4 separate regions of the Homo sapiens genome follow, and regions 1, 2 and 4 are each linked to region 3. The links are chromatin loops, found by intact Hi-C in ENCODE. Cell type or tissue: gastrocnemius medialis. All regions are shown on one strand.

Evidence for each region. A loop is a pair of places that touch in the nucleus more often than their neighbours do. Peaks named below come from ENCODE experiments on the same cell type or tissue, not always from the same donor. Only the 100,000 strongest peaks of a DNase experiment are listed, where the experiment ranks them.
Region 1: a loop joins it to region 3, with 6 times the contacts of the local background. A loop is called at or near these places in 17 of 110 quality-filtered maps.
Region 2: it touches region 3 in a loop (5-fold over the local background); 42 of 110 quality-filtered maps call a loop at or near these places.
Region 4: it touches region 3 in a loop (3.0-fold over the local background); 37 of 110 quality-filtered maps call a loop at or near these places.

The regions. Positions count from the first base shown.
Region 1 is chr22:17,782,364-17,787,363 of GRCh38, forward strand. No RefSeq gene overlaps it. Among named protein-coding and RNA genes, the nearest start is that of LINC00528, 7.6 kb to the left of the region's middle. RefSeq lists enhancers at 2,548-5,000, 2,890-2,999, 4,250-4,299. In gastrocnemius medialis, CTCF peaks have their summits at 3,052 (motif pointing left), 3,260 and 4,603; DNase peaks (open chromatin) are centred at 3,038, 3,461, 4,568 and 4,948; H3K27ac peaks cover 2,513 bases.
Region 2 is chr22:17,560,741-17,565,740 of GRCh38, forward strand. SLC25A18 (solute carrier family 25 member 18) reads left to right here and starts at 2,758. Exons shown (of 11, transcript NM_031481.3): 1 at 2,758-2,973. It overlaps LOC105372850 (a long non-coding RNA gene), which reads right to left. Exons shown (of 3, transcript XR_001755420.2): 2 at 3,529-3,763; 3 at 2,957-3,373. RefSeq lists a silencer at 2,529-2,823. In gastrocnemius medialis, no CTCF peak of the experiment used is centred here; DNase peaks (open chromatin) are centred at 2,371, 3,271, 3,581, 4,361 and 1 weaker place; H3K4me3 peaks cover 2,194 bases; H3K27ac peaks cover 4,066 bases.
Region 3 is chr22:17,636,483-17,641,482 of GRCh38, forward strand. BCL2L13 (BCL2 like 13) reads left to right here and starts at 2,275. Exons shown (of 7, transcript NM_015367.4): 1 at 2,275-2,404. It also overlaps the pseudogene LOC124905160. RefSeq lists enhancers at 540-1,412, 1,413-2,284, 1,837-1,886, 1,937-2,116, 2,237-2,516 and 1 more. In gastrocnemius medialis, no CTCF peak of the experiment used is centred here; DNase peaks (open chromatin) are centred at 2,199 and 3,080; H3K4me3 peaks cover 3,134 bases; H3K27ac peaks cover 4,282 bases.
Region 4 is chr22:17,568,505-17,573,504 of GRCh38, forward strand. SLC25A18 (solute carrier family 25 member 18) reads left to right here. Exons shown (of 11, transcript NM_031481.3): 2 at 1,420-1,482. LOC105372850 (a long non-coding RNA gene) reads right to left here and starts at 1,574. Exons shown (of 3, transcript XR_001755420.2): 1 at 1,474-1,574. RefSeq lists enhancers at 165-916, 917-1,667. In gastrocnemius medialis, no CTCF peak of the experiment used is centred here; DNase peaks (open chromatin) are centred at 1,811 and 2,517; H3K4me3 peaks cover 2,168 bases; H3K27ac peaks cover 4,196 bases.

The DNA.
Region 1 (5,000 bases), 150 kb after region 3:
TGTCTAGCATTCTGCTCAAAGGTGCAGAAACCAAGACTGCCACGTGCAGAGTGAACGGCCCAGGCTGTGGCCCCCCGGGGAGGGGCTGAGTCTCAGCACTGCAGCCTTATGCTGTGCGCAGTTCAGACCTGCGATAGGCGAGAGGCCAGCAGACACACGCCTCGCCTTACGTGACGTTTCTGCCATCTTCATTCCTGTGTTCGCTTCTGTACCAAATCTCCCCCACACACGATCTGACCCCGTGGCATCCTTCCTTTCCTACAAACTGCACTGAGACCCAGGTGTCATCGTGAAGTTCATGCCAGCCAGAGGAGCCACTGTGGCGTTTCCGGCCATAGGCCTGGGCAGGAGCCGCTCCCAGGCGTGCCGTGGGCAGGGCCGGGTCAGCCTTCAGGGAAGAGATGCCTGTATGGGACCAACTCAGGCAGCCACAGAGGGATGGCCCAGCACCCCACAAAACCCAAAGTGCTCAGCGTCTAGGATCTGTTTACGGGGCAGAGAAGTGGATGTTCTTTTCCTGGTTCAAAGGTAGAAACAGGCTTGGAGAGCCGCACCCGGCATCAGCCAGCCAGGCAGACGCCTGGTCTAGCGCTTGGTTCTCACAGGCATGTGGCCTCCAGTAAAAGATCTTCCTGGAGAGAGGGATGAAGGCTCTTGGGATCATCTTTAGAGGTGCTGATGGAGAAGCGGGGGGGGGGGGCCTTCAGGTGGGTGTGTATCCCTTTATCTAGAATGCTTGGGACCAGAGGTGTTTCAATTTTTCAGATTTTGGAATCTTTGCCGACATGATGCTCAAAGGAAATCCTGCATTAGGGAGTCTTAGCCTGTATCTCCGCTGGCGTGGAGGAAAAGGACAGGAAAGTTTTGAATGGCGGATCCACCCAGGGGACTTCCCTGGATGGGGCGCTGCCACCCCTGGGCCCTGTGTGGGAAAGCTTCAGTACTACACGGTGCCACCGGCTCCCAGCCCCAGCTGAGCTCACCGTCCAGCTCTCAAAGCCAAGGGCAATTCTTTGGCACCTGAAAATGCATCTAAAACTATGACGTTTATAGCTGCCTTAGCCCTACTTAATCTCTATTTCTCTACACCAAATCTCTCTACTGCATGTGCTTACGCCTACGTGCTCTGCTGCCATGGTGCCTTGCCAAGAGCGTGGCTGTGCTTTAGTTCTCCCCGGGGCCTTGGAGGACTCTCCAGGGAGGAGGAAAGGATGGTGCTAGGGGGAGGAGGCTGGGGGTGGACCTTGTTCTGATGCCCCTTGTCTCATGCACGAAGTTCTTCACCCTCCTCCAAACCTTGACCTGGTGGGAGCAGAGACTACCCCCTCCCTGGGGCCAGGGATAGGATGCTCATGCCTGGGAAGGCCAGCAAGCCTTCCCCGCTTACTCAAGGCTCTGCAGGGTTCTGGGGGCCGGTGCTGTCTTTGGTGCCATCCGATTGCTTCTGCTTGTGGGCCTCACCCTAGGGCTGTTCACCAAAGTCCTTCTTATCACAATCCTGGCTTGAAATAAGTGGGTTTCCAATTTTTTATCCCTGATCTTGCCTGGATCTTGATTCTGAGACTCCTCCCATCCCACCCTCTCCAACAGCAGAGACCCCTCCCATTAGCTGCACGCGATTGCTCCGAGATAACAAAGCATTGGCAGATGCTGGTGGAGCAGGCCTGCCCTTGACGTGGGCAAGAAGCTTGGGGAAAAAGACAATTTCCTGCTTGTCTTTTCTTGTCAAAATACATGGCCACACCAGGGGAAGGACAGGAAGAATTCTCTTACCAGCCAGCAGCGGCAACTTAGCAGCTACAGACACAGAGCGCAGGGGACGGGCGGGAATGACTGGCCATGGAGGAGCCGAGAGAGTCGGGACCTGCAGGAGCTGCCTGCTGAGGCGGTCTGGCTGGGCAGGTGGTCCCTGTGCTGGGGCCTCCGGGTGGAAGGCATCCCAGCCCCCCGAGGGAACAAGTTTGGTCCGAGATACATTTTTGAAAGGTATTTAATTCTCTAAAAACATTTTTAAAAGAAGTGAGACCCACTGGGGAAAGGGAGCTGCTGGCTGCCAGGTGCCTCTCTCTCCTTTTCTCCCGAGAAAGACCTGGCAGCCACTCTGCCGGGGAGACAACCGGGGGCTAGAGGGGCAGGCCCTGGGCCGGGCGCAGTGGCTCACGCCTGTAATCCCAGCACTCTGGGAGGCTGAGGTGGGCGGATCACCTGAGGTCGGGAGTTCGAGATCAGCCTGACCAACATGGAGAAACCGCATCTCTACTAAAAATACAAAATTAGCCGGGCATGGTGGCGTGTGCCTGTAATCCCAGCTACTCAGGAGGCTGAGGCAGGAGAATCACTTGAACTTGGGAGGCGGAGGTTGTGGTGAGCCGAGATCGCGCCATTGCACTCCAGCCTGGGCAACAAGAGCAAAACTCTGTCTCAAAAAAAAAAAAAAGAAAAAAGAAAAAAGAAAAGAAAGGCAGGCCCTGGACACTCATGGGGGCTGACCACTGAGAGGCTCCTCTCGCCTGCTGGGCCGGGTGCCTGTGGGTTGAGCAGCCCCTCAACGCTGACACTCCAGCACCCATCTGGACAAATCCCTCATCCTTGACGATGGCCTTGTGAAGACCCAGGGACCCGTGGCCTGTCCCTGGAGCTGCTGCTGGGACACCAGCTCTGACCTGCTGCCTGGGTGGAGGGGTGGCTGGGGCAATGGGGCCGGCTGAACCCTCTGGGAACACGGACTCCACGGGGGCCCAGCAAGTTCGTGAAACAGGGAGGCTGGCCTCGAGCTGCAGGGGGCTGCCTCCCGAGTCCTCCTAGGGTTCTCCCATCAGGAGGCATCTGTGCATCTACACGGGGCCCGACTCCGGAACCTCCAGCCTTCCCACGTGCTCCCCCATCCTAAGTTGGTCAGCAGTCCCAAGTCGGTGGGAGGAATGCGAGGCGCCGGCCGGGTGAGTGCTGTGACCAGGCTGACGTCGGGGGAAGAGACAGGAACACATCCCGCCAGGACACCGAGCTGGTGCTCACCTAACTTGTGCTCCCTGCCGCCCTCTTGTGGGTGGGCAGACACCAGCAGCTTCAGTCAGTCTCGTGTCACACAGCTGCGCGAGGTAGCTCCACACGCACCTACGCGTCTGGAGGATGCTATCCCTGGCTACTTTGGGGACCACTCAATACTGGCAGCCTCACCACGGTTCAGGTGTTGACTGTCCAGGGAGGCCCTCAGCCCCATCCACCTAGTCCTGAGCCACCCCACCCTGGCCCCACCCTGGGCCCCACGGCTGGAAACAGCCTGCTCCAGTACTGGATGTGCACTCTGTGGCTCGGACGCCGCGGGGGCATGAAAAGGGGCTGTGTGTGCAGCACAGGGACTGTCTTCCTCCTCCGTCCTGGCAGTAGGTGGCTTCTCTGGCAGTGTGGCTGTGGCACATGTGGCCTACCCACAGCAACTGGACTCCTCTGCCTTCCCCGGCAAAGCCCCCGCTGCAGGAAGACCTTGGGGCAGGGGGCACACGAAGAGGCTGCTGAAAAAGCTCCTGGTGAAGCTGAGCAGCCACAGGCTGTTGGGAGGGCCACGGGCCTGGTCTCATAGGCTCCTGTGCTGTGTGCGGCAGGAGGCTCCGGCCCCCGGCCAGTGTTTGGGTGGTATGGCCTCACCCTCCTCACTGGGCATCACTGGGGAGGTCATCCGAGCAGGGGACACGAAGAGGGGAGGGTCTAGCACGTGGGCCAGTGTGGCCAGCTTATAAAATGGAATAAAATGGCATGTCTTGTCCCTTCATTTTTGGCTGATTCTTAAGATGGGACTATGTGAGGATTCAGGGTTCAGGAGGGACTTTGGAGCTGTTAAAGATGTGGTGGTTCATGAAAGAAGAGCTTCTTGTTTTTTGTTTTAAAATAGTTTTTAAAATTTAAAAATGATAGAGCCTATACTTTTTTTTTTTTTTTTTTGACAGAGTCTCACTGTCACCCAGGGTGCAGTGGCACAATCTTGGCTCACTGCAACCTCCACCTCCCAGGTTCAAGCAATTCTCTTGCCTCAGGCTCTCCAGTGTGCCACCACACCCAGCTAATTTTTGTATTTTTAGTAGAGACGTGGTTTCGCCATATTGGCCAGGCTGGTCTTGAACTCCTGACCTCAGGTGACCCTCATGCCTCGGTCTCCAGAAGTGCTGGGATTACAGGCGTGCGCCACGGCGTGTGGCCTTTTTGTGTGCTTCTGACAGTGGCTCTGGCCTGGCCCAGCAGCCTTCCTTTCTGGTGTCCTCCCTAAAGCAATACTTATCATTTCCTGCCACCTGAGGTGGCTGTGAACTGCAGCCCAAGGCTGCCTGGTGCAGCTCTGACAAGCAAGCCCTTCTGAGGAACAAGAGCCTGGGGGTCAGGTGACTACCAAGCCCCATTTCCTTTCCCAACAGGCAAGTGACCCAGCTCTCCTTGTACGGGATGTCCTCTAGGGCCACAGGATATGCACTTTGAGCTGCTCATCCATTTTTGTCCTCTGTTCTACCTGACACGCCCACATTTGTCCCAGCCAGGCCTTTCTTTGTTCTGGAATAGCTGGGAACGCAGCTGGAAGGACTGGGAGCCAGCTTCCACTGAGTGGCTTCTAGCTGCCTGTAGGCGGTGTGGCTCACGTGCACAGAGCTGCTGCGGTCTTTCCCTCCCTGCATGGCGCCCCTGGATGGTCACAGGGTCAGCCGTGCTCCCAACAATGCAACACACCGAGGGAGGGGTTAGAGAGACAGCTGGGGCGTGCCTCGGAGGCTTCTTAGAACAAAGAAAGAGGAGCTGGCCAGGACTGTTCCCTGTAATCTCCTGGGGACAATTTTCAGGCTAACGAGCAGTGACCCTACGCACTGAATGACCTCGAGATCGTTGAAACATCTGAAAGGTTTAGGCGTGGGTGCTGCAGACCCCATGCCATGGACTCCCGGGTCAGCTGTGCTGCAGGACAGAGCCAGGCAGGGCTGGAAGGAGGGCTGCCAGGACCACAGCATCACCCTGACTCA
Region 2 (5,000 bases), 76 kb before region 3:
TGCCTCAGCCTGCCGAGTGCCTGCGATTGCAGGCACGCGCCGCCACGCCTGACTGGTTTTGGTGGAGACGGGGTTTCGCTGTGTTGGCCGGGCTGGTCTCCAGCTCCTAACCGCGAGTGATCCGCCAGCCTCGGCCTCCCGAAGTGCCGGGATTGCAGACGGAGTCTCGTTCACTCAGTGCTCAATGGTGCCCAGGCTGGAGTGCAGTGGCGTGATCTCGGCTCGCTACAACCTCCACCTCCCAGCCGCTTGCCTTGGCCTCCCAAAGTGCTGAGATTGCAGCCTCTGCCCGGCTGCCACCCCGTCTGGGAAGTGAGGAGCGTCTCTGCCTGGCCGCCCATCGTCTGGGATGTGAGGAGCCCCTCTGCCTGGCTGCCCAGTCTGGAAAGTGAGGAGCGTCTCCGCCCGGCCGCCATCCCATCTAGGAAGTGAGGAGCGTCTCTGCCCGGCCGCCCATCGTCTGAGATGTGGGGAGCGCCTCTGCCCCGCCGCCCCGTCTGGGATGTGAGGAGCGCCTCTGCCCGGCCGCGACCCCGTCTGGGAGGTGAGGAGCGTCTCTGCCCAGCCGGCCCGTCTGAGAAGTGAGGAGACCCTCTGCCTGGCAACCACCCCGTCTGAGAAGTGAGGAGCCCCTCCGCCCGGCAGCCACCCCGTCCGGGAGGGAGGTGGGGGGTCAGCCCCCCGCCCGGCCAGCCACCCCGTCCGGGAGGTGAGGGGCGCCTCTGCCCGGCCGCCCCTACTGGGAAGTGAGGAGCCCCTCTGCCCGGCCACCACCCCGTCTGGGAGGTGTGCCCAACAGCTCATTGAGAACGGGCCATGATGACAGTGGCAGTTTTGTGGAATAGAAAGGCGGGAAAGGTGGGGAAAAGATTGAGAAATCGGATGGTTGCCGTGTCTGTGTAGAAAGAAGTAGACATGGGAGACTTTTCATTTTGTTCTGCACTAAGAAAAATTCTTCTGCCTTGGGATCCTGTTGATCGGTGACCTTACCCCCAACCCTGTGCTCTCTGAAACATGTGCTGTGTCCACTCAGGGTTAAATGGATTAAGGGCGGTGCAAGATGTGCTTTGTTAAACAGACGCTTGAAGGCAGCATGCTCGTTAAGTGTCATCACCACTCCCTAATCTCAAGTACCCAGGGACACAAACACTGCGGAAGGCCGCAGGGTCCTCTGCCTAGGAAAACCAGAGACCTTTGTTCACTTGTTTATCTGCTGACCTTCCCTCCACTATTGTCCCATGACCCTGCCAAATCCCCCTCTGTGAGAAACACCCAAGAATTATCAATAAAAAAATAAATTAAAAAAAAAAAAAGAATAACAAGAAACATCTATTCTCTGTTTTCCATACCCTAAGCTTGGTTCTAAGCACCTTATGTTCATTGACTTATTAAATTCTCACAACATGAAAAAAAAAAAAAAAGATAGGCTTTAATTTTTCTTGAGACAGGGTTTCACTCTGTTGCCCAGGCTAGGTACAGTGGCATGGTCTCAGCTCACTGCAGCCTCAATCTCCCGGGCTCAAGCAGTCCTCTCACCACAGCCTCCCAAGCAGCTGGGACTACAGGGGCACCCCACCACACCCAGCTAATTTTTTGTCTCACGATGTTGCCCAGGCTGGTCTAGAACTGAGCTCAAGTGATCTGTCTGCCTCAGCCTCCCGAAGTGCTAGGAATTACAGGCGTGAGCCACTGTGCCCGGCCTTTATTTTTTATAAGGAACTTAGCCATTTAGAGTGCTTCCAGATTTATCTTCTTCGGGCCAAAACCAGCAACAAATATATGTACCAAAAGTTAGCATCTTCCACTGGTTAACTGTTTCAAAACAGTGCAGTAGGCAGTGTAAATGTGGCTCTATTTTTGGAACTGTTACTGTTTAACGCTTGTTAAGCATCCTGGGTAAATATATCTTACACAGATAATCCTACACAGTGAGCTTCTTAAAATAAGAGCATAAAAGCTACTCGGGCAAGATTTAGGGAGACAGGAAGCTATACATTGTTACTGTAGATTAGTCTCAAAAGTTCTGATCAACTTTCTATTTTGACATTTGGAGACATCCATAGGTGCTTCTCTTGTTAAAGATTAATGTCTCTTGTCTCTAAACCAATTCGTGTTACTGGAAGGAAAGGCAACGCAAGTTTTATAAATCAGCCCCTTTGTGGGCTCCATTTTGCTATACTCTATGTTCTCTGAGAGTGCTACCAACGGAATTGAGAAAATAACCATCCAGACGGGCTATTTGGGGGCTGATCTTTACCCTGGAATCTTCCTGGAAGGTGAACGGCCTATGTCATGCAGTTGTTATGCAAGAGGTATCATGGGACCTTTCCTTCTGGGCGCTCATGGAGCCGCGGCAGAGCCCTGGGTGACCCAGCAGCAGCTGCCTGCTGTGTGGCTGCCTTCACTGTCCTCCCCCACAACTGCTGTTGATTTCTCTGCATTGACCCTGCAGATGTTTCCCTGGCCTCGTGGTGTTCCTTTGGACTTTTAAGGGACCTCTGTGCATCTATTTTAGTCCCCTTTCTGCTAGCAATGCTCACTCCCCTAGTTTCCTTAAGCAGTTTTATAAAAAACCTTCAGTGAAAAATACTAGCCAAGAAGGCGAAGGCATCTGGAAAATCCCCAGATTTGGCTATTGTGTGCTGCAATGCCAGCCCCCTTCTACAGCCATGACATGCATATCAATGCAGGTGCCCTTGAGACTCCTGCAGGTTCGAGAAAGCATGACATGCTCCCAGAATCCTGGATTTGGACTTCATTCTGGACAGCATATGACAAGGACGAGGACCCCTATTCTAGCCAGTTAAAGCTGGACAGAATTTTTAAAAGCAATGAAGCCAGTTCCTTGGATATATCCACGGGCTTTGCTTTGAGAAGGAACTGAGTAGGCAGTGAGAAGAGTCGAGTGAAGCCTGGCCCGTGAGTGCCTCAACAACTGAGATGAACGTCGACTCGCTTGCAGGCAAGTTGTCAGTAAGTATTTATTAAATACCCACCGTGAGCCTTGTACTTTGCCTAGTTACTAAGAAACCAAAAGGGGGAAAAATAGCCTCATCTGCTCAGAGTTCATAATAAACCTGTATTGTGAATACAGAATACAGAAAAACTGGACTCTAGTGAGGTGCTAGAAAGAGTGTACTGCTTAGCTGAGATAGCAGATGAAGGAAAAATATTTTTGGTTCCTCCCTGCCATGCAATCGTACCGGGAGGGTGGAGTGTTGGTGTTCTCAGCCCATTTAATTTGGATGGAGCTGCGGGCTCATCAGTTTGGGGACTGGCTTCATCGCTTGTTCTGTCCAGCAGTCGCGTCTTCTCGGACTCCTTGTTCCAGCTTGAATTCCTCTTTTGCCCTGGCTCCACTCTAAGACGAAGACTGTGTAATTCAGAAAATGCAGCGCAAGTAATTATGTCCAGTGTGATGCTAAACATTTCCCAAAGGCAGCGTAGATCTGCAGAAACTGCAGCTTGGGAGAAGTGATGGTGTTCCTCTCCCCACCACCTCAGCCTGCCCTGATCATTCTCACTCACATGATCTATTGTGATGTTCTCACAATGTAGCCTGGCCATCATCTGGGAACTTGCTGGAAATGCAGATTTTGGCATCCCGCCTAAGACCTTAAACTGAAGAAGGGCCTAGCTCTCTCTTGTAACTAGCAACAGATGCAACCTGCATGGTTCTGATGCAAACTGACCTGGAAGAATGGCCCTGGCATTTACATTTTGGTCCTTAGATGCAGGTAATCTGAGCTGAACATCTTCAAACCTGAGGCATAGCATAGAAAAAAGAATACAAACAGTTTATATAAAGTAAAAAAAATTTTTAGAAAGGACTTAAGTTGGCTGGGGCGCGGTGGCTCACACCTGTAATCCCAGCACTTTGGGAGGCCAAGGCGGGCGGATCACGAGGTCAAGAGATGGAGACCATCCTGGCTAACGTGAAACCCCATCTATACTAAAAATACAAAAAATTAGCCAGGCGTGGTAGCAGGTGTGGTAGTCCCAGCTACTCGGGAGGCTGAGGCAGGAAACTCACTTGAACCTGGGAGATGGACGTTGTAGTGAGCCAAGATTGAGCCAGTGCACTCCAGCCTGGGGGACAGAGCAAGACTCTGTCTCCAAAAAAAAAAAATCAGGCCCAGGCAACATAATGAGGCCCCACCTCTACAAAAAAATAATTGTTTTAATTAGCCAGGTTGATGGTGTGCACCTGTGATCCCAGCTACTCAGGAGGGTGAGGTGGGTGGATCGCTTGAGCCCAGGAGCCCTCCCTCGGGATGCTCTTATTTCTGCCTGCAGCCTCATTTGTCACTCTGTGCAGACTCATTCTGTTTTTGTTTTGTTTTGTTTTGTTTTGTTTTTGAGACAGTCTTGCTCTGTCACCCAGGCTGGAGTACAGTGGCACAATCTCGGTTCACTGTAAACTCCGCCCCCCCGGGTTCACGCCATTCTCCTGCCTCAGCCTCCCGAGTAGCTGGGACTACAGGTGCCTGCCACTATACCCAGCTAATTTTTTGTATTTTTTAGTAGAGACGGGGTTTTGCCATGTTGGCCAGGATGGTCTCGATCTCCTGACCTCGTGATCCACCCACCTCGGGCTCCCAAAGTGCTGGGATTACAGGCGTGAGCCACCACGCCCTGCCAAATTTTCTATTTTTTAATAGAGATAGGGTCTTGCCAAGTTGAAGTGCAGTGGTATGATCATAGCTCACTGCAGCCTCCAACCCCAGGGCTCAAATGATCCTCCTTCCTCGACCTCCCAAGTAGCTAGAACTACAGACACACACCGCAGCGCCTGGCTAATTTTTTGTTTGGGGTTTTTTTGAGTAATTTTTTAAAAAAATTTTTGGACAGGTGTGTTGGCTCACGCCTGTAATACCAGCACTTTGGGAGGCCGAGGCAGGCAGATCACCTGAGGTGGGGAGTTCAAGACCAGCCTGACAAACATGGAGAAACCCCGTCTCTACTAAAAACACAAAATTAGCCGGGCATGATGGGGCATG
Region 3 (5,000 bases):
ACCTTGTCTCTAAAAAAATAAATAAGACCAGGCATGGTGGCTCACGACTGTAATCCCAGCACTTTGGGAGGCCGAGAGGGGTGATCACCCAAGGCCAAGAGTTGGAGACCAGCCTGGCCAACATGGCGAAACCCTATCTCTACTAAGAATACAAAAAAAAAATATTAGCCAGGTGTGGTGGTGGGTGCCTGTAATCCCAGCTACTCAGGAGGCTGAAGCAGGAGAATCGCTTGAACCCAGGAGGTGAGGTTCAGTGAGCTGAGATCGCGCCATTGCACTACAGCCTGGGTGACAGAGCAAGACTCTGTCTCGAGAAAATAATAATAAAAAATAAATAAATAAATAAAGGAAAAGACTGAGAGCAATGTGAAAGAAATGAACTTAAGTATGTACCAAATTGGTAACATAAGTACCTCCCAAAATAAATTATTGCATGTTACATTTTTGAAAGTTTTTTTAGGTAAAGTGTACATACAGTGAACTGCACAGACCTTAAAAGTAAAATTAGGGCCGGGCGCGGTGGCGCACCCCTGTAATCCCAGCACTTTGGGAGGCTGAGGCAGGCGGATCTCTTGAGGTCAGGAGTAGGAGACTAGCCTGGCCAACATGGTGAGACCCCGTCTCTATTAAAAATTTTTAAAAAGCCAGGCACGGTGGCTCACGTCTGTAATCCCAGCACTTTGGGAGGCCAAGGCGAGTGGATCACCTGAAGTCAGGAGTTCAAGACCAGCCTAACCAACGTGGAGAAACTCTGCCTCTACTAAAAATACAAAAATTAGCTGGGCATGGTGGTGGGTGCCTGTAATCCCAGCTACTTGGGAGGCTGAGGCAGGAGAATCGCTTGAACCCGAAAGGCAGAGGTTGCAGTGAGCTGAGATCGCGCCCCTGCACTCCAGCCTGGGCGACAGAGTGAGACTCTGCCTCAAAAAAAAAAAAAAAAAGTCTTCATTTTTGGTTACCCATTTCACTGCAACCTTTGCCTCCCAGGCTCAAGCGATTCTCCTGCATCGGCCTCCCAAGTAGCTGGGATTACAGGCGCGTGACACCATACCTGGCTAATTTTTTGTGTTTTTAGTACAGATGGGGAGTTTCACCATGTTGGCCAGGCAGGTCTGAAACTCCTGACCTCAAGTGATCCGCCCACCTTGGCTTCTCAAAGTGCTGGGATTACAGGAGTGATCCACCACACCCGGCCTGTACTATTAGTTTTCCAAGGTCACTAAGCCTTTCCTTTGCAAAACTTTATGTCCCTATTAATGGCACCATCCTTTCCTCAGTCACTCGGGCTTAAAAAGCATCCTGTGGCACCAGCCCCACAATAGCAGTTCAACTCTTTTATCACTTCCTTTAGAATAGCCTTGTTGAGATATAGATCTCATAACATAGAATTCACCTATAGTGTACAATTCAGTAGTTTTCAGTATTTCAAAGAGTCGTGCCACCATCACCCCAAAAAGAAACTCTGTATCCACTGGCAGTCACTCCCCATCAGGATTTTATCACTTCTGATCTGGCTCAGTCTTCTAACTCCTTATTGTCAATGCCCTCCTTGTTCCAATTCAGTACACACACCACGGGCAATTTGATCTCCCTAAAACACACTGTATCCTCTCTCCTAGATACCTTCCGATACTCCTCCAAAGAACTCTCGGATTCAAGTAAACAAACATCCATTAATACAAGTTAAGTATGTTCCAGGCGCTGTGTGTTCCAGGTACTGTTAACAAAAGCGGGTTACTAGTTAAGACTTCCTTCATGCCCTGGCGCCTCTGCTCAGCCAGTTCCCTTCGCCTAGGAGGACCTCTCTACACCACCCCGCTATATTCCCTCCCCGGAATTCCTTCCCAACCTTCAAGGACCATCTGCCCCAACTAGTGGCGAACATCGAGGCTGTCGTGACTGTGTAGATACTTATTTGACCTGCTCCCTTGGCAAACACTTGAAACGCAATACATGTTTGTGGAACTGAACATAGCCTGTGCATGCAGCAAGGCTTCTTTCCCTGGAATCGCCTGCCCTTCCTCCAACACAGCGACCAGCCGGTCAGAATCCCAACCCCTCGACTCCGGAAATGATCTGAGAGACGGAACTTCCGAACGTCGCAATCAGATTTGGGCGGGCTAGGAGGGTTTGGGTCTTCAGGTCACATCTGGACGGAGAGACCTCCGGGGCCTCCGTTGGTCGGTCCTTCCGCTCCGGATACCGTTCCGGATGTCAGGTAGTTCAGGTCCCGCCCCGACGCCGGCCGTGACGAAGGCACGCCGGGGTGACCTCACCCTCCAACATGGCGGCGGCGGTAGATTAGGGCCGCGGGTCGGAGCACTCACCGCCGCTGGGGGACCCTGTCGGAAGCAACTGCCGCCGCCGCCTCTTTCATCTCTTCTGGGGCAGGGGCCAGGGCCAGGTGAGGGGAGTGGGGTTCCGGGAAGGCTGAGCTGGGTGAGGAGGTGGTTTTCACCTGGGTAGGAAAGTGCCCAGAGACCGTATCGAGCCACCGACTCCCCAGTGGTTCCGACGACGCGTGAGTTTGAGTGTGTGTGTCTACACCGGCGCTCCTTCGCCCGAAGGTGCTCGGAGCTTAGGGGTCCGCTTCACCGTGACCGGACCTGGCCGCGCGGCCCCGCCGCTGAGCAGGCTTCTTCCGGCGTGGGGTGCCGGAGGCGGAGGAGCTCGGCCCTGGCTCCACGCCGCTGTCCTTCCCCACAGACAGCTTCACGTGGAAAACCCGGGTCCATTTTTAGGGCTAAACTGGGGAACGGCGACTTCTTTTTGGTTGAGGGAAAGGTTTTCCTGCGATTCACTTAGAACACTGGAAGATTAGCTTTGCCAGTCTTAGTCGTTTCTTCTCAGAGATTGTTAGAAGTCTTGTTTCTTAACCTTAATTCACTGCTGTTCTGACACCTATTTTTTCAGAAAAAAACTGCCTTCTTGCCCTTGGAGGCAGTACAGTTCACACGGAGTCATTTTCCCCCTTTGATTTATCCTCCCAACATTCTGTAAAGATCCTATTTCTTGCCTTCATAACCGACTTTCTGAGTGGAGGCTCTAACCTAGCGTTGAAAATCGGACGGATCTGGCCAGTTGTTCACATGCTGTTGACTGCTGGCTTTGGTTAGCTCTTAGCCACTCCCTGCACAAGTGTTTGTTTATTCAAAATAGCTATCTCACTGTCTCTGTTTAGAAGTTTGAACTAAGCTGAGAGCCCTCCCTCCTTACTTTTATTTTTTTGTTGTTGTTGCGTAAAACAAAACAAAAACTTCTTTGGCGAAATTATAAGATTTCCTCTGGAGGTTTAGTATAAAGCAGAATGTTGCTCTCTGCCCTGACTAGTGTGACCTTGGATGAGTTGCCACACCCTTCAGATACCTTCTTTCTTTTTTTTTTTTTTTGAGACAGAGTTTCCCTCTTGTTGCCTAGGCTGGAGTGCAATGGCGCGATCTCAGCTTACCGCAACCTCCGCCTCCTGGGTTCAAGCCATTCTCCTGCCTCAGCCTCCCGAGTAGCTGGGATTACAGGCATGCGCCACCACGCGGGGCTAATTTTGTATTTTTAGTAGAGACGGGGTTTCATCATGTTGGTCAGGATGGTCTCGAACTCCCAATCTCTGGTCATCCCCCCGCCTCAGCCTCCCAAAGTGTTGGGATTACAGGCGTGAGCCACCGCGCACGGTGATACCTTTTTTTCAACCACCCCCGCGCCACCGCATGAAGTATTATTTTCATTTTTAACACCCTCTCTCCCCCAAGTGAAGTATTCTTCATTTGGTAATAGGCAGTTAAGGGTATTGAAAATCTTTTTACTAGGAATGGTCAGGTACTGTTCTGTATTTTTTTTCCAATGGCTCATTTTTTATGTGGAAGAGTATATTCAGTAGTTGGATTCACTTTTTATTTTATTTTTAGTTGTCTCCTACAGCAAGGACCAGTAGTTGAATTCAATTGAAAGATGCCTAAGGCTATATCTAACCAGTCTTGTAAAAAAACAGACTTGTGTTTACTAGCACATAATCTAATCAACATGTATTAAATATCACACACATTAAGCTTTTAGGACAAGTGGTTTGCAACAGTAATAATCATTAACAACATTTCATTTGGCTGTTTGCGATGGCTCACTGTAATCCCAGCACTTTGGGAGGCTCAGGCAGGAGCATTGCTTGAGCCCGGGAGTTCGAGACCAGCCTGGGCAACATAAGGAGACCTTGTCTTCACAAAAAATTAAAAAAAAAAAAAATTAGCCAGGCATAGGTCCCAGCTACTTGGAAGACTGAGGCGAGAGGGAGGACTGCTTGAGCCCGGGAGATCAAGGCTGCTGTGAGCTGTGATTGCTCCACTGTACTTCAGTCTGGATGACAGAGACCCTGACTCAAAAAATATATATATGTTTGTTTATTAATTTTTTATATATATATATATATTTTTTTTTTGAGGCGGAGTGTCGCTCTGTCGCCCAGGCTGGAGTGCAATGACACGATCTCGGCTCACTGCAAGCTCTGCCTCCTGAGTTCACACCATTCTCCTGCCTCAGCCTCCCGAGTAGCTGGGACTACAGGTGCCCGCCACCGCGACAGGCTAATTTTTTGTATTTTTAGTAGAGACGGGGTTTCACCGTGTTAGCCAGGATGGTCTCGATCTCCTGACCTCGCGATCTGCCCGCCTCGGCCTCCCAAAGTGCTGGGATTACAGGCATGAGCCACTGCGCCCGGCCTAAATAGATATGTATTTTATTGTGAAATACTTCAGGCATACAAAACACAAGTGTTAAACATTCACTTAGTTCCAGTCTGCATTTATCATTTTTTAGACAGGATTTTGATTTGTATCTTATTCCAAATAAATGTTCACCAAGAGTTCTTGTTTAATATATATACAAAGTGGGGGTGGGTGGTATTTTCAGATTGGTTTATTTTTTTTTCTTGTTCTTCCTCAGACGGTAATGTGCCAATAAGCCCATGAGGCAACATGATTTGAGGGAGGCACATGTCATGCATTAGCATGAAA
Region 4 (5,000 bases), 68 kb before region 3:
CAGGGCAAATATTGAGGCTAAACTGTGGGAGCCGAGAATATAAAGTACATCTTTTTTTTTTTTTTTTTTTTTTTTTTGAGACAGTCTCACTCTGTCACCCAGGCTGGAGTGCAGTGGTGCGATCTCGGCTCACTGCAAGCTCTGCGTCCCGGATTCACGCCATTCTCCTGCCTCAGCCTCCCGAGTAGCTGGGACTACACGCGCCTGCCACCACGCCTGACTAATTTTTTGTATTTTTAGTAGAAACAGGGTTTCACCGTGTTAGCCAGGATGGTCTCAGTCTCCTGACCTTGTGATCCACCTGCTTCGGCCTCCCAAAGTTCTGGGATTACAGGCGTGAGCAACCGTGCCCGGCCTGTATAAAGTACATTGATTTTTTTTATTATGGCTGGTAGATATTTAAGAATGTTAGCACAGGTCTTTGAATAAATTTTGCTTTTAAGAGAAATTACTACTTATTTTTAATTAGATGGGGAGGAAAGTCTTTTAAGAGGAACCTCTTCTTTACTTTTTTTTTTTTTGAGATGGAGTCGCCCAGCCTGTAGCCAGGCTGGAGGGCAGTGGCGCGATCCCAGGTCACTGCAAGCTCCGCCTCCTGGGTTCACGCCATTCTCCTGCCTCCGCATCCCGAGTAGCTGGGACTACAGGCGCCCGCCACCACGCCCAGCTAATTTTTTGTATTTTTAGTAGACACGGGGTTTTACCATGTTAGCCAGGATGGTCTCCATCTCCCGACCTCGTGATCCGCCCGCCTCGGCCTCCCAAAGTGCTGGGATTACAGGCGTGAGCCACCGCGCCCAGCCCTCTTCTTTGCTTTTTACACTTGTAACATTCTTAAGCATTGAGAATGTGCCAAAACTACATTGCAGCCCTCCTGCAGCTGAGCACGTGATAGCCCCCAACAAATACATGCAAAGTGAAAGGAAAATGTGTTCCTGCAGGGAGGATGCCTCCCAGGATCATTGAAATAGCCGGTTATCAGCAGTAAGAAAAGTGCATGAGACTGAGAAGCAGAGATTTGCTTCTGGCACCAAATGTCTTGCAAAAGTGTTTGCGTTGCATTGATTTTCAGTGTTTGTCCTCCTCCCTGGCTTCCAGGTCTCTGAGTGGGCGGTGAATCTCCCCTCACCCCCAAGCTGCCTTGTTAAAATCTTTTCCCAGCCTGGACTTTTTGTCCGAGTCATACTAGCCACCAAGTAAACAGCAACCTACTTGCCACCTGGGGAGGTGCAGCGTGGCTTGACTGGATAGTAGCCTCTTTGGGTTTTGCTTCAAACCCAACCTATTTGAAGGTGCAGTGTGCGGTGAGAGTCTGGAACCCTGCAGTGGTGATGAGGGGGAGGCAGAGGGAGGGAAACTGACCACAGAAGGGAAAACCAGTCCAAGCTGGCTGACACTGAAAGCCACCTCTCCCTGCAGCTCAGCAGCGATCTGAACTATATCCTGGGTTCCAGAAAAGGCAGAGGTTCTTACCGAAAGCAGGTAAGTGTCTTGTCTGTCTGCATCAAGCTCAGAGTTGGTAGGAAAAGACTCTTCTAGCAAATAAACCATTGGGGGAAAGGGGAAGAGCAGCCAGTGGGACAGGGACACTCATCCCATTTGTTGGATAGAGTCAGAAGGGGTGGGCACGAGGAAGTGGCCGCCCCTGACCATGGGGTATCCCAGGCAACATCCAAGCCAGGAAGCAAGTGATTTTCTTGGCAATAAGTCAAGAACTGGCTCCTGGCTACTAGTGTGAGGGGCTCATTCCTGGGAACACTCACCCTTGCTCTGCTAATAAGAGGAAGTAGGCGGGGACGTGGTCATCACCCTGAGGCCCCCAACCCAGCTCCTCACAGTGGGAATAAATGAGCACAGCTCTACAGTGGAGCCAGCAGTCTCGTGACAAGTCTGACAGCAAAGTCAGATGGGGAGTCATTGTGGCTTCTTGATTTGAGGATGCTTACTGGATGCCTCTGCGCCGTGGCCAGGATACTGCCCCAAGACTTTTTGTTGTTGTTGAGACAGTTTTACTCTGTCGCCCAGGCTGGAGTGCTGTGGCATGATGGCGGCTCACCGCAACCTCCGCCTCCTGGGTTCAAGCAATTCTCCTGCCTCAGCCTCCCGAGTAGCTGGGACTACAGGTGCATGCCACTATGCCTGGCTAATTTTTTTTTCTATTAGTAGAGATGGGGCTTCAGCATGTTGGCCAGGCTGGTCTCGAACTCCTAACCTCAGGTGATCTGCCCGCCTTGGCCTCCCAAAGTGCTAGGATTACAGGCGTGAGCCACCGTGCCCAGCCTCAAGACCGTCTTAACTCACAAATAACTGGTAATTTTCATGGGGAAGCAAGTCAGTGTCAATGTAATGCAGTAAGTGCTGCAACTGAATATTCAATGGGTTAACAGGAGAGGGCTCCTAGCCAAGAATGGGGTGACTCCAGAAAGGCATGTGGGAGGAGGTGACGTCTGAGCTGAAGCCCAAAGAACAGTTTGTAAATCACTGGGTTTGGATGCGGAAAGAGTGTCCTGGGTGAAGGGGACAGTATGTGCAAGACTCGGAAGCAAGACTGACGTGTTCCGAAAGCAAAAGTTGAAAGCAGGGGGTGAGGGAGAGGAAAACCAGGGCAGGTTGTGCGGGAGTGGGAGCCTGTCCCGAGAGCCGTGGGAAGGCAGCCCCCGCGCCCTTTCACCCACTTGGCCGTTTGGAAGGTGGATTTGAAGGCAACAAGGCTGAAGGCAAGGAGCTGAGTTAGGAGCCCTCAGGCATCCGGAGGGACAATCTGTGGTGATCTAGCAGTGGCTGCACAGAAGGGGAAGCCAGAGGAGTCAAGCCAAGGGAATGGGACGTTTTTAAACAGGAAGAACGAAAAGCTATGTGATCTGAGGAGCTTGGAAAACTCCAGCACGCTCCTCCCTGCAGCTCAGCAGCTAGTATCATTTCTCTAAATAGTGTGTCTTGTTCACAATATGACCCTCAGTTACAATGTATTAAGAATCACTTCTCCAGCCGGGGCGCAGTGGCTCAGGCCTGTAATTCCAGCACTTTGGGGAGCTGATGTGGGCAGATCACTTGAGGCTGACGAGTTCAAGACCAGCCTGGACAACAGGGTAAAAATGCACAAATTAGCCGGGCGTGATGGAGCACGCCTGTAATCCTAGCTACTTGGGAGGCTGAGGCAGAACTGTTTGAACCCAGAAGGCAGAGGTTGCAGTGAGCCAAGGTCACACCACCGCACTCCAGCCTGGGCAATGCAGTGAGACTGTCTCAAAAAGAAAAAAAAAAAAAAAAGTCTGGGCCCAAGGCAGACGGATCAGTTGAGGTGAGGAGTTTGAGACCACCCTGGCCAACATGGTGAAACCCCGTATTTACTAAAATACAAAAATTAGCCGGGCATGGTGGCTCGTGCCTGTAATCGCAGCTACTGGGAGGCTGAGGCAGGAGAATCGCTTGAACCTAGGAGGCGGAGGTTGCAGTGAACCGAGATCATGCCCCTGCACTCTAGCCTGGGCAACAGAGCAAGACTCCCGTCTCAGAAAAAAAAAACAAAAAACTTTGCCAGGTGTGGTGGTGCGTGCCTGTAATCCCAGCTACTCAGGAAGCTGAGGCAGGAGAATCACTGGAACCTGGGAGGCAGGGGTTGCAGCGAGCCGAGATCACGCCACTGCACTCCAGCCTGGGCAACAGAGTGAGACTCCATCTCAAAAAAAGGAGAATCGGCTGGGCACAGTGGCTCACCCCTGTAATCCCAGCACTTTGGGAGGCCAAGGTGGGCGGATCACCTGAGATCGGGAGTTCAAGACCAGCCTGACCAACATGGAGAAACCACATCTCTACTAAAAATACAGAAATATAGGTGGGCATGCTGGCGCATGCCTGTAATCTCAGCTACTCAGGAGGCTGAGGCAGGAGAATTGCTTGAACTCTGGAGGTGAAGGTTGCAGTGAGCCGAGATCGTGCCATTGCACTCCAGCCTGGGCAACAAGAGCAAAACTCCATCTCAAAAAAAAAAAAAAGAATCACTTTTCCACTGGGTGTGGTGTCTCACGCCTGTAATCCCAGCACTTTGAGTGGTTGAGGTGGGATTACTGTTTGAGCCCAGGCATTCATGACCAGCCTTAGCAACATGGCGAGACCCCATCTCTACAAATAAATTTTTTTTTTTTTTTTTTTTTTGAGACGGAGTCTCGCTTTGTCGCCCAGGCTGGAGTGCAGTGGCGCGATCTCGGCTCACTGCAAGCTCCGCCTCCCGGGTTCACACCATTCTCCTGCCTCAGCCTCCCGAGTAGCTGGGACTACAGGCGCCCGCCACCACGCCCGGCTAATTTTTTGTATTTTTAGTAGAGACGGGGTTTCACCGTGTTAGCCAGGATGGTCTCAATCTCCTGACCTCGTGATCCGCCCGCCTCGGCCTCCCGAAGTGCTGGGATTACAGGCATGAGCCATGGCGCCCAGCCCTCTACAAATAATTTTTTAAAAATTAACCGGGCGTGATGGTGCACACCTGTAGTCTCAACAACCCAGGAGGCTGAGGCGGGAGGATCCCTTGAGTCAAGGAAGTTGAGGCTGCAGTGAGCCAAGATCACGCCACTGCACTCTAGCCTGGGCAACAGAGTGAGACCTTTTACAGTTTTCTGTACCTTCTGGATTTTCTACTATTTTTTCTATTACTTTAAGCACTTTAAGAAAGGGAGCAGATGTTCATTAGTAACAAAAAGTCATGGATCATTCCTGTTAGCTCATTATTTTCTAGCAAAACAGACAGGGTGGGCCACAGGTTAGTTCTGGTGGTGGGATTCAGGCAGGGGTGGCCGGAGTAGCCTCTGAATGCTGCTGAGTGGTGAGATCAGTTGACAGTGCTGCACCTCCTCTCTGACTTCCTCCCCACTTCCCCCCAAAACCTGTCTGCTTCTGACTCTACACCAGAACCATCCTTAGCCACCTCCACGTTTGAAAAATAGAGTCTGGAGTGGTGAGGAGGTAGGACTCAGTATCTGGAAATACTCCTGGAAATGGGGCAC